Regions from separate parts of the Homo sapiens genome. Here regions 2 and 3 are each linked to region 1. The links are chromatin loops, found by intact Hi-C in ENCODE. Cell type or tissue: mammary epithelial cell. All regions are shown on one strand. Links, peaks and the distances in the headings refer to the core of each region. The heading gives the core; the rest is flanking DNA.

Evidence for each region. A loop is a pair of places that touch in the nucleus more often than their neighbours do. Peaks named below come from ENCODE experiments on the same cell type or tissue, not always from the same donor. Only the 100,000 strongest peaks of a DNase experiment are listed, where the experiment ranks them.
Region 2: a loop joins it to region 1, with 4 times the contacts of the local background. A loop is called at or near these places in 6 of 110 quality-filtered maps.
Region 3: a loop joins it to region 1, with 6 times the contacts of the local background. A loop is called at or near these places in 10 of 110 quality-filtered maps.

Annotation. Positions count from the first base shown.
Region 1 is chr18:22,561,525-22,566,046 of GRCh38, reverse strand. The region is part of intron 2 of LOC124904265 (a long non-coding RNA gene); the gene reads right to left. Among named protein-coding and RNA genes, the nearest start is that of CTAGE1, 150 kb to the right of the region's middle. In mammary epithelial cell, for the core only: a CTCF peak has its summit at 2,728 (motif pointing right); DNase peaks (open chromatin) are centred at 1,706 and 2,756; H3K4me3 peaks cover 141 bases; H3K27ac peaks cover 308 bases.
Region 2 is chr18:21,953,457-21,957,978 of GRCh38, reverse strand. No RefSeq gene overlaps it. Among named protein-coding and RNA genes, the nearest start is that of LINC01900, 25 kb to the left of the region's middle. In mammary epithelial cell, for the core only: a CTCF peak has its summit at 1,745 (motif pointing right); no DNase peak of the experiment used is centred there; H3K27me3 peaks cover 181 bases.
Region 3 is chr18:22,322,266-22,326,787 of GRCh38, reverse strand. LOC101927548 (a long non-coding RNA gene) reads left to right here and starts at 2,068. Exons shown (of 3, transcript XR_001753531.2): 1 at 2,068-2,177. RefSeq lists enhancers at 1,088-2,042, 2,043-2,998. In mammary epithelial cell, for the core only: a CTCF peak has its summit at 2,163 (motif pointing left); no DNase peak of the experiment used is centred there; H3K4me3 peaks cover 221 bases.

The DNA.
Region 1 (4,522 bases), core at 378-4,377:
ATAATCACAGAAGCAGATCATCTTCCTCTGGAATGATTAAGAAAAATCATGACATGAACTTGCTATGTGGAATCTAGAAAAGTCGAATTCATGGAAGCAGAGCAGAAAGGTAGTTACTGGGAGCAGAAGTGGAGGGGAACTGAAGAAACGTTGCCCAAAGGACACAAAGTTTCAGTTATGCAGGATGAATACTGCCAGAGATTTAATGTACAGCCTGGTGACTGTGGTTGATAATACTGTATTGCATACTTGCAATTGGCAAAGGGAGTAGATCTTCAAATGTTCTCTCCCTCCCTCCCCCGGACCACACGTATATACGCAGTAACTAAGTGAAGAGATGGATATGTTAATTAGCTTGACTGTAGTAATCAGTTCACTGTGTAGTAAATAAAATTAACAAAAAAGGAAAAACAATGATAATATAGATTGCCTTTGATTTTTCCTATGCATGACTTGGAAATTTAGCATATATTTATTGAGTACCTACCACATGTGACCCTGTGCTGATGCTAGGATGCCATGGGAGGTGGTAGAGAATATAAAGGTAAGTAAACCAAAGCTCACAGTTTCAATTTAAAATAGTTCTGTGTAAAATTATTAAATTACTCTTTAATTACTCCAGCAATTCCCAGCAGTCTTTTTTAAACAAATATAGCCTCAAGCCTCTTGCAGAGATGCTTTTACTTCTTACATATTTATATTTATTTTTATTGTGCATTTAAAAAATATTTTTCCCAAGTATCTATTGACGGATGAATGGACAAACAAAACAAAGTGTAATACACACACACACACACACACACACACACACACACAGACAAACACAGGAATATTATTTAGCGTTTAAAATGAAGGAAATTCTGACATGCTGCAACATGGATTAACCTTGAAAATATGCTAAGTGAAACATGCCAGTAACAAAGGGGCAAATAGTGTTTGATTCCACTTATATGAGGCACCTACAGTGGTCAAATTCGTAAAGGCAAAAAGTAGAATAGTAGTTGCCAGGGGCTGAGGGTAGGGGAGAATGAGAAATTATTAGATAGTGGAGACAGAGTTTGTTTGGGAAGATTTTTTAAAGTTCTGGAAATAGATGCTGGGGATAGTTGCTCAATTATGTGAATGTACTTAATGCCACAAAATTGTACACTTAAAACACTTAAAATGGGCCAGGCACAGTGGCTCACGCCTGTAATCCCAGTACTTTGGGAGGCAAAAGTGGGCGGATCATGAGGTCAGGAGTTTGAGACCAGCCTGGCCAATATGGTGAAACCCCGTCTCTACTACAAAATGCAAAAATTAGTTGGGCGCTGTGGCGCGTACCTGTAGTCCCAGCTACTTGGGAGGCTGAGGCAGGAGAATTGCTGGAACCCAGGAGGTGGAAGTTGCAGTGAGTTGAGAGCTCGCCACTGCATCATTCCAGCCTGGGTGACAGAGCGAGACTCTATGGGGAAAAAAAAAAAAGTTAAAATGGTAAATTTTATGTTACTTATTTCTTACAACAAGAAAAATGCTTTTTAACCAAACAGAATATAAACTCTTGTGAACAGGGCTAGGGAACTGATTTTCTCCTAATCACTAAGAAAATTCCACCTGAGAGGCAAGGGCCTAGGAGTTGGAGAGCTGGGCTCCTGTTTGGTGCCAGCTCTGTGGTTAGCTAGCTATGTGAACTCCACTCAACCTTGCCAAGCCTCAGTTTCTTCATCTTTCAAATGAGTAAGAGTGGGGAGGGGCACCGCATATCTCAGTGCTCTGATTTCCATTTAACCACAGATTTAGAACCAAGGTGGCTTGGCTTCAAATATTCAACTCCTCTGCTGGCAAATAAACAGATCTTCGGGAAACTGTACTTGTCTTCCAGAGAAAAGGTTTATTTCAGTAGGTTCTCACAGAGCAAATCTAAGCACCAACAATGTAGAGTTTTGAGAATGCAGAGTATTTCCTGAACACATAATCCTTCCCTCCTTGAAACTGTCTATGATGTAGGAATTCAGTTCCCATCCAGATTTACAGATGTAAATCTTCAGTTACCTAATAAAATGGAGAGAAGAAAATCATGTGATTATATTTTGAATCTAGTAATACTAATGAATTCAAAGCCAGACTTCATTTTAGAGGGCTTTTGTAAAAAGTTCTATTTTCCAATCTAATGCTTGGTGTTGAGTCTTGAAAATTTAAGGTAATGCAAACCCTATCATTTCCACCTCTAAAAATTCTATCAGAGTCTCTAAGAATCTATGTTTAGGCTCCTTACACAGCGGCAAACATGGAAACAATATTTATCGTCCACAACTTTCCTAGGTAGATCAAATTGTTCAACACAGAACTGGCATTCTACTGGCAAGTGCCTGGTTACCAGCTAAATAGTTGGGTACACCCAGTAGACCTGCAGATAGAGAAAGCTTTCAAGACCAGTCTGGATACAAACAATATCTGGGAATCAATTGCCTAGGACTATCTCAATGGTAGGAGAAGTCTGCCTCAAGGAAATGTGTATTGTTCTTGAAAATGCCAGACACCAGTAGGAAACACAAACACAGACTCAAAAGAAGCAGGGAATGGCAGACTGAATAAACAGCACGTGCGCACCCATTTTCCTAGGAAATATGTGTCCAAGACTGAAGAGTTGTGGTGCAGTCTTATCTGTCATTTACGTCTTAAAGATAGGTGAGTCTTGGATAATATCGTGCTTGTGCCCCACAGGAGGCTGCCAACTATTATCATAGATCATCCACTAGAGGGTGACAACCACATATGCTTAGGGATGGATGACTGTAGACACAGTGCACATTCCACAGTCCTGAGAAGAGTTTCTTGAAGCTCATCCGCCTAAGTGGTTGGACTTTCACTTTGGAGTCGCCCATAAAAAGGAGAGAGGGAAACTATACATCTTTTCCATACTTATGGCCTAGGTTGTCTCTCCTTTTCAGACTTAGTTAAGAAAAAATTAAATATATATACGAATTTTTTGTAAGTAGAAGGAACACCTCCTATCACATTAAATAGGAGGTGAGTATCTCTAACAGTTGGGAGAAGGACATGCTGAGATTTTTTCCTATTACTATTATGGATCTTTGGGACAGTTTCAGTAAGTACTTTCAGGGGGTACTTGGTTTTTCCAACTTGAAAATGGGGGCTATTCATTATAAATCTTAGAGCAAAATTCTGATAGCAAAGTAGATAGAGGAATATAGAACCTTTTATTAGAAGGTTTTTGTGTCTTTCTAGGATAATTATTACAAGTAGTATCAATATATACCAACTAATATGCATGAGATAAGATGGCGGGTCTGAGTCTTGGTTGGGATGTGGGTCTGGAATCTTGGATTATGGACATAAGAAATATTATGAACACTTAATGAACACCTAGGCAGCAGGCTCAAGCCCAAGCACACACCACAGTAGCTTTCGAATAGTTTGGATGTATTCTAATTTGTATTTCTCCCCAGCTACTTTTGTGGGTAGTCATTTAGGCAGCCCTTCATAGAGTTCTGGGTCTTTTCCTTAACTTTCCACAAAAATGTTTCAGCTTTAGGAAGAGGTTTTGGGAAACCAGAATGTTTCCATTACTGTACGGTTAAACCTTTTGTTCACTACTTAGACAAATATACTGAGCACTCATTTTTGTTTTTTTTTTAAGAGACAGTAGCTTTTATAACAGGCTCGAACATAAGCTCCTGTGAACTATGTACATAGTAAGTCCTCCGTAGCTGTTGCATATATAATCCATGGTTAGTATAAAATTATCGTAATTTTAAATAAGACAAGCCATAGTTCTATGAGTGATATAATTTTAAATAAGACAAGCCATCGTTCTTTGAGTGATGTGTTTGAGTGATGCTTCTTGATACTTCTTTCAGCTTAAACATAGAAATCATGATCACACCACTGCACTCCAGCCTGGGTAACAGCGAGACTCTGTCTCAAAAAAATAAAAATTAAAACTAAAATAAACATAGAAACCAGATTTTCTTTGGTTTCCTCTGTCGGTGACTTTGGCTGGTTCTCTTTTGCATGTTCGTTGATGTTTCTCCTTGCCTTTGTGTTTAGTGTTTTTAGCAGGCGGTGTTTATAATAGACTAAAACTTTGGGAGCCAGACAGACCTGGGTTCAGTGGGTTTACATTGCTGGGTTTTATAAGGATTAGAAGCAAATATATGTACAGTGCCTGGCACAAAATATATAAACAAAATGTTGTTTGTTAGTTATTAGTACTAGCTGTATTAATAATAATAATGATACTATATATAATAATATACATTTGTATATATAATAATATATATTTGTATATTTTATATATATAAAATGATAATATTGGAAAGCTAGAGGGTGCAGCGAAGAGATGGCAGGGTGAGCGTGGTATAAGTCTGAATTTGGCCATCTGGTTATTTGCAAGTTCTCTTCCAGCAAATATTTGTTGTGTACCTTCCATAAGCAGCATTGTTCTAGGCACTGGGGACCAAGTGAAAAACCAGACCCCGTCCTAGGAACAGTATTTGCTGTTTACATTGTCATATAGGAA
Region 2 (4,522 bases), core at 142-4,141, 610 kb after region 1:
AGGAGATGGCCAGGCATCAAAGTAGGAAGTGAGTAGGATAACAATAAGGTGTTCCGGGGCCGGGGGTATTTCGGGAATGTCAGTGTGTCTTTGCCAGGTGGGGAAAAGAGATGTATGGGTGATGGGGGAGGAGTTAGGAGAAGAAGTCTAAGCCAAGTATGGCAAGCCTCGTGTGCCTTGCCCAGGAGTTTAGACTCTAGACTGGGGGGCAGGAGGCGCTAGGGAGGTTTTACAAGGGGCTTGACAGAGTCTTCTTTTAGGAAGATCCCTTTGGCAGCAGTGAGAGTGTTTGCCAAGACAGCCCAGTGACAGGGAAACCAATGACACAGCTATGCAACGTGAGCTTGATTAAAAGAATGGAGATGGCTGGGCATGGTGGCTCACACCTGTCATTGCAGCACTTTGGGAGGCCGAGGCGGGAGGATCACTTGAGCCCAGGAGTATGAAACCAGCCTGGGCAACAAAGTGAGACACCGTCTGTACCGAAAATAAAAAAATTAGTCAGACATGCGGCATGCACCCATGGTCCCAGGTACTCAGGACACTGAAGCAGGAAGATCACTTGAACCCAGGAGGTCAAGGCTGCAGTGAGCAGTGATTGTACCACTGCACTCCAGCCTGGGTGACAGAGTGAGATCCTGTGACAAAAAAAAAAAAGGAATAGAGATGAGAGCCACATTTGAAGACATTTCTGAGTTGGCAATGACAGGGCAGATGGTAGCCTGAATGCAAAAATTCTGGAGCTGAGTTCAGGCCAACTCCAAGGTGTCTTACTTGGGAGTTTGGAGGATGGTGACAATATTAAGTGAAATGAGGCAGATTATAGGAAGAACAGGTTTGGAGGATTAGAGGATGGGGTAAGTGGTGTGAAATATTTTTTTTAAATATAAGTATTAATTCCTGGATCCTATTCCCAGAGATTCTGGTTTAATTTGGCTGGGATGTAGCCTGGACATCAACTTTTTTTTTTTAATCTGTGTAGGTGATTCTAATGAAAACCCAAGGTGAGAACCAGTGTTATGAAGGGATAAGATAAGAATATTAAAACAGATTCCAGAAACACGACAATTTAAAAGGCAGGAAGAATAGCCCAAGTATCCATTAATCAGTATTAATTAGATTAACTACATGATTCAAAACTCAGCCCAGGTTTCAGGTAAGATGGGGCTGAGTTTTGAGTCATGTAGTTATGACCCTATCCCCCCACCGGATGAAGCGATAAACCTGGACAGAATGCACGGCACAATGACTTGGATACTGTGAGCATCTAGTAGCAGATAGACCAGAAAGGAAGACCAGACTTTAAAGTACCTCTGAATGGGTGGTGAGTCTACTGTATTTTTCGCTTCAGTGTTGCCCAGACTAGGTGTAAGGTAGTGTGGAACCTGGACATGGGCGTCTGCATGAATGGAGAGAAGTCCAAGAGAAACCCTCTGGTTCTGGCTCAAGGGCGTGGTCTCCTAATGCTCAAAGGAGAGGGAGAAATCCCCCATTTCTTTTTTGTTTTTCTTCAGGTTGGAGGACTGAAAAGGGGAGCCCAGGACTCAGAAAGTACTAGGGACATTATAGAGAGGGAGGTATTAGGGAAAGGGACTTGATAAAGTTGTTTAAGAATCCCTGGGTTTATCCACAAGTGGAACATTCATGAATCTGACCCTAAACAGTATATCAAAAGCTTTGAGATACAACTGTAAACTATGAGGTGAACCATGTCCCACCTCCTAGACTGCCTAGACTGGCCACCAGGTGGCGCACATGCAGGACTGCTCTGAATAGCAGTGCGTGTTAGTGGAACATTGAAACCACACACCACTGAAGGATGATCAGAACTTACAACTTGAACCCAACCATACCTATAACCCACTAACGTTAAAAAACAGAATAAAATGTTTTCCATAGAATTTTAAACAAGACCCAGAGACTCATAACATTCAAAATGTCCAGAGTACAATACAAAATTTCTCACTCTGTGAAGAACTAGGAAAATCTCAACTAACATGCTGAGATAACACAGATGTTGGAATTAGCTGACAAAGACTTTATTTTTGTTTGTTTTTGTTTTTATTTTATTTTATTTTAAGTACTGGGATACCTGTGCAAGACGTGCAGGTTTGTTACACAGGTAAATATGTGCGATGGTGATTTGCTGCACCTATCAACTCATTACCTAGGTATTAAGCCCTGCATGTATTAGCTATTTATCCTGATGCTCTCCCTCTTCCCACCCCTATCCCCGACAGGCCCCAGTGTGTGTTGTTCCCCTCCCTGTGTCCATGTATTCTCATTGTTCAGCTCCTACTTACAAGTGACAATATGCGGTGTTTGCTTTTCTGTTCCTGTGTTAATTTGCTGAAGATAATGGCTTCCAGCTCCATCCATGTCCCTGCAAAGGACATGACCTAGTTCTTTTTTATGGCTGCATAGTATTCCATCGTGTATATGTACCACATTTTCATTATCCAGTCTAACATTGATGGGCTTTTGGGTTGATACCATGTCTTTGCTATTGTGAATAGTGCTGCAATGAACATACATGTGCATGTATCTTTATAATAGAATTATTTATATTCCTTTGGGTATATGCCCAGATCTTTGAGGAATTGCCACACTGTCTTCCACAATGGTTGAACTAATTTACCTTTCCACCAACAGTGTAAAAGTGTTCCTACTTCACAGCCTCACCAGCATCTGTTGTTGCTTGACTTTTTAATAATCGCCATTCTGACTGGTGTGAGATGGTATCTCACTGTGGTTTTGATTTGCATTTCTCTAATGATCAGTGATGCTGAGCTTTTTTTAATACGTTGGCTACATAAATGTCTTCTTTTGAGAAGTGTCTGTTCATGTCCTTTGCACATGTTTTAATTTTTTTTTCTTGTAAATTTGTTTAAGTTCCTTGTAGATTCTGGATATTAGACCTTTGTCAAATGGATAGATTGCAAAACTTTTCTCCCATTCTGTAGGTTGTATGTTTGCACTGATGATAGTTTCTTTTGCTATGCAAAAGTTCATTAGTTTAATTAAATCCCATTTGTCAATTTTTGCTTTTGTTGCGATTGCTTTTGGTGTTTTGTCATAAAATCTTTGCCCGTGCCTATGTCCTGAATGGTAGTGGCCAGATTTTCTTCTAGGGCTTTTGTAGTTTTGGGTTTACATTTAAGTCTTTAATCCATCTTGAGTTTAAATTTTTGTACAAGATATAAGGAAGGGGTCCAGTTTCAATTTTCTGCATAAGGCTAGCCAGTTTTTCCAGCACCATTTATTAAATAGGGAGCCCTTTTCCCATTGCTTGTTTTTGTCAGGTTTGTCAAAGATCAGATGGTTGTAGATGTGTGGACTCATTTCTGAGATCTCTATTCTGTTTCATTGGTCTGTATGTCTGTTATTGTAACAGTACCATGCTGTTTTGTTTAATGTAGCCTTGTAGTGTAGTTTGAAGTCAGGTAGCGTAATGCCTCCAACTTTGTTCTTTTTGTTTAGGATTGTCTTGGCTATACGGGCTCTTTTTTGGTTTCATATAAATTTTAAAGTAGTTTTTTTTTTTACTAATTCTGTGAAGAATGTCAATAGTAGTTTAATATGAATAGCATTGAATCTATAAATTACTTTGGGCAGTAAGAATCACAATATTGATTCTTCCTATCCACGAGCATGAAATGATTTTCCATTTGTTTGTGTCCTCTGATTTCCTTAAACAAAGGTTTATTGTTCTTGAAGAGGTCCTCCACTTCCCTTGTTAGCTGTATTCCTAGGTATTTTTTTTTGTAGCAGTTGTGAATGGAAGTTCATTCATGATTTGACTCTCTGATTGTCTATTGTTAGTGTATAGGAATGCTTGTGATTTTTGCACATTGATTTTGTATCCTGAGACTTTGCTAAATTTGCTTATCAGCTTAAGGAGCTTTTGGGCTGAGACGATGGGGTTTTCTAAATACGGGAGCATGTCGTCTGCAAACAGAGACCGTTTGGCTTCCTCTCTTCCTATTTGAGTACACTTTATTTCTTTCTCTTGCCTGATTACCCTGGCCAGAAATTCCAATACTATGTTGAATAGGAGTGGTGAGAGAGGGCATCCTTGTCTTGTGCCAGTTTTCAAGGGGAATGCTTCTAGCTTTTGCCATTCAGTATGATATTGGCTGTGGGCTTGTCATAAATGGCTCTTATTATTTTGAGATATGCTCCACCTATACTTAATTTATTGAGAGTTTTCAACACGAAGGGATATTGAATTTTATCAAAGGCCTTTTCTGAGTCTATTGAGATAATCATGCCTCAATACAGATATAATTTTGTCTTTAGTTCTGTTTATGTGATGAATTATATTTTTTCATTTGCATATGTTGATCCAGCCTTGCATCCCAGGAAAGAAGTCGACTTGATGGTGATGGGTAAACTTTTTGATGTGCTGCTGGATTTGCTTTGCCAGTATTTTATTGAGGCTTTTCACATCAATGTTCATCAGGGATATTGGCCTGAAGTTTTGGTTTTTTTTGTTGTATCCCTGCCAGGTTTTGGTATCAGG
Region 3 (4,522 bases), core at 142-4,141, 240 kb after region 1:
CTGTCTCCATCATCACCTTTTGTTCTGTCATTCTTCCTGAAGGTCCCTGTGTCTTCACGTGGCCTTCCTATAAGGACACCAGTCATTCGATGTAGAGCCCATTCCAATCCCATATGACCTCATCTCAACTAAGTACATCTGTGAAGATCCTGTTTCCAAATCAGGTCACATTTTGAGGTTCTAGGTGGACATGAATTTTGGAGGCATACTATTCAACTCAGTATGTGGAGATAAGAGTATATAACTGAAGGGGCTACAGAAGAATTAAACCCAATAATGTACATAAGGCACCTAGCAAAATATAAGCAATCGATACATTTTAGCTGCTAATATATTTATCATCATCACCATCGTCATTACCATCATCCATCATGTCAGGGAATGGATTATATTTCCAAACCGTAATATTCCATCCCACTTGCTAAGGTGACCACAAGTGAAATTGTCGAATAGGCCAAGTTCAAATCTTAGCTCTGACAGCAAACACCTGTGAAACCTCTGACAAGTTACTTAACATCTTCTCTAAGCTTCAGTTTCTTTATCTATGCTTATGGGATTATCTGTCTGCCTGTCTGTCTGTCTGCCTATCTGTCTATCTGTTCATCTTGTACTTACATGGCATTTACTATGCATCAGGCACTGTTCTAAGATACTTACAAACACGGGCTCAGTCAATCTTTGGAACAACCCTGTGAGTTGGGTACCATTATCATCTCCATTTTACAATTGAAGAAACTGAATCATCAGGTATTTAAGACAGTTGTCTACGGTCCATAGGAAGTAAGTGATGGAACCAGCATTCAAACCCAGGCAGTCTGGCTCCAGAATTCCTCAAGGATTGAAAGACAAGGATTAAATAAAGCATGTAACCCACTCTAGTACATAGGAAGCAGTCAGTCTGTGCTAGCAAAGTCACTGTGGCTCCCCGTGCGAGCCTTCCTCTGTGCCGCACTGGGACTGCCTTCCCTCTCTCCTCTTCTCTCAGTTCAGAAGCTCCTGTTGTTTCCCATGTTGACACTAAGCCAGAGCCAAGTCCCACATTTAAATGTTAGGCTGCTCAAGTTTCATTCAGTTTCCTGGGGTGTCTTGCTCTCTTTTTTTATTTTGTTCTTATTCTCTCAAGTGTTCCATGACCCTGGTGGCTGGCAGGGTAAGAGAAGGAGAGCGAGTGGCAGCTCTCTCTGGCAACTGGTGAACTGTGGATGCCTCTTTCGTGCGGCGGGGGCAGAGTTAAGCAATAGATTGTCGGACGTATCTTGGGGACATCCACCCATGGGGCCACTCACGCTAAGCCCAGGGACTTGTGTGCCGGGCCTTTATACAAGATCCTTGAAAGATCCATCATGAAACAAAAGCTCTCTTAGAATTACAAATGCCACTGCAAAAAGAGGAAAAGAGAAATCCTCCTCCCATTGAAAACGCTGGTGCCTGAGGGTGTCAGAATGTAGGGGCCTCAAGCACACCCTGGAGCCTCCAACTTTGGGTTCATAGCTGGGCCACCCCTCCTTTCACCCTGCCAGGCCTCAACCTCAGCAGGAGGTGTTAACACAGCTCTAGTCCAATATCCTGGGACTTGGCATCAACTCCCACCTGCTGCTAGTTGGCCTCCGTTGTGGTGCCCAGGTCCTGATATCTGGTGCAGAAGAAAGAAGCGGAACCCCAATCCTCTCCCACCCCTAGTTCTCCTCCTGCCTTTCTGGCTATTGCCAGAGTCCCAGCACAGACATGGCAGCCGCCCAAGGAATTCACTCCCTGAGACCATGTGTGCATGCAGGCAGGGTAAAGGACTGGACAGATCCAACTGTAACCGAAGCTGCACCAGCGGCACCAGGACAGAGGTCTCCAAGAGGGAAAGGAAGGGGCAGCCCTTCAACTGTGAAGCAAGCAGTCGCGGTTGGGCTCCACCATTCCCCTTTTGGGTCCCTCGCTCCTCCCTCCCAGGGGCCCCTCGCTCCACCCTCCCGGGGGCCCTCTGTCCACGTGGAAGCGCCCACCCACTCAAACCACTGCCTGTCTTCTTTGCTTCCTCAGGGGACAAAACCTTCCCACGCCCTAGACTTTCCAGGGCTCGCTCTCATTTTGGTAACAATGGAAGTGTTTAAAGAAACAAATCCCTGCTTAATTTGTCGACCTCCTATTGGGCTGCACCTCCTAGAGGCCATTAGGCCTCATCCCAGGTAAAATGTGCAAAGGGCGCGGCGGGTGGATTCCGAAACTTTAGGTAATTCCTAAATTCCTAACCGGCTCCCCTGCAGGCTGGCAAGATTTATGCTGAGTTTACACTTCCTGCTGTGAAGTGAGGGGCTTTTCTGTGAACTGGTTACTAAATCCTTGAGTGCACACTAACAGAAAGTAATGGAATCCTCGTGCTGGGAGCCTTGGGGAAGCTGAAGTAGCCGGCCCATCCCACACGTGCCTGAGCTCCAAGCTGGAGTCAGGACCTAGGGCACTCGCCCTCCACGGGCTCGCTGTGTGCCCGCCGCAAGCTGCGCGCCCCTCCCCTTTCCTCCCAGCCCAGCCAAGCCCAGCCCTGCCCGCTGGAGCTCTCAAGACTGCTCTGCTGGCCACAGGACCCAGACACTTCAAGAGCAATTCGGAGCTCCTGGAGATTTAAATGGACTGCACCCTCTGGGAAGCATAAATTATTGTCAGATTCTGTCCCTATCTGTACTCACTTTGTTTACCGTTCAATTCTGTCTGAAAGGCATGAAAAACCTCAGAACTTTTCTTACCTAATACCCCCTTGTGCTTGTTACTATGAATTTAAAGTTAAAATATATATATTATTTGACTATTCCATGTACGTCATATAAATTGAATCATATTATATACTGTATATCATATATGTAATATATATTATATAATATGACTACATAGATGTAATATATTACTATATATGTATATTTGACTATTCTATACCTCATATCAATGGAATCATGTAATAATACATTATTTTATATATTTTATATAATTATATTAATAATATATAATATAATAATATATTCATGATATAACTTCATTTATATGAGGTACATGGAATAGTCAAATAATATACATATATTTTAACTTTATTACATTATATTTATATTATATTATATATAATGTATACACACATAAAATTTCAGTCATGCATATATATATATACATATTTATGTGAATGTACCTACATACATATACAAAATTCCACTTATATGAGGTATGTGGACAAAAAGAATGGTGGTTACTAGGGGCTGCGGGAAGGGAATGGGGAGTTGGTGTTTAACGGGGACAGTTTCCATTTGGGAAGATGAACAGTTCTGGAAATGAAGGGTGGTGATGGTTGCACAACAATGTGATTGTACTTAAGGCCACTGAACTATCCATTTAAAAGTGGCTAAAATGCTAAATTTTATGTCATGTATATTTTATCACTAATATATAATATATACATATTAAATATAAAATTAGTTCAACTCTTATTTAGATACACCTACATAACTAGTGTCAGACAGTTTCCATTTCACTTTTTGATGTCTCTCCTCTTTCGTAGTTTCTGTCTTGGTTTGGGTCTTTTGCCTCCTAAATATTTTCTGGATTTGGCTTTTATGCAACCAGGAGCAGCGCCATTCCGACAAAACCCCCAGCCCTCTCCTCCTCCTGCAGTCCCACAGCCACCCTCTTCTCAGTTGCTTTTAAGCAGAAAGCTTTACTAGTTAAAGTCTGTGATTTTCAGTGGTACATTTAATAATTCATAAATCACGAGAGGTTCAAACAAGTTCAAAGTTTAAAAGTTTAAAAGTTTTGCTGAAGCTTTAAAGTTTAAACTGTCAGAGGTTTTGACAAAAAACTTTTCCTGTCTGGAATACATAAAATTGTTGTGCCATATTATATTCAGGACTCTACAATATCTACCTCTCCCAAAACGTTTCTCCTAAGAAAATCCCGGCCTTGTCTGTGTCCCGCATTCCCTCAGTGATGGTGTGTTCACTGCAGGGCCCAGGAGGCTGACAGGCCCCGGGAGAGAGTGCGGGTTTATGACAATCTGCACTTTAGGGAAAAACAGCCAGAATCACCACTGTGTGAGGATTTCTCTTTAAAGGAATGGAAATTGCAAAATGAGATCCTGACAAATGTGTGTAACAAGGTCTTGGCGGAAGACAGTGAGTTGTGTATAATCTGCTATTTCAAAATCTGGAAGCAGAGAGACCAAATCTTCCGCTGGCCTCCAGCTGACCTCTAATATTTCAGGCGTAATTACTGCATTTGCATGTGCAATTGAGTGTGATGTCAGCTACCCAGGCCAAGGCGCTTTTTGGAGTTTGCTGGGACCAGAACACACACAGACATTTCCATTTCAGATTGTGACCAAGCAAGTGTAGACTGTGGAGGTCATTTCTGACATTCTGGCCTTGTACCCTGATTCTGCACATACTATGCTGTTTTGATCACTCTGTTTCTCAGAAAACTACCGTGGCTCCAAGGGCATTTCACGTCAGAGCCGACTGCTTAGTGATGAGCTGTCCAGGCCATTGTGCCTCACATC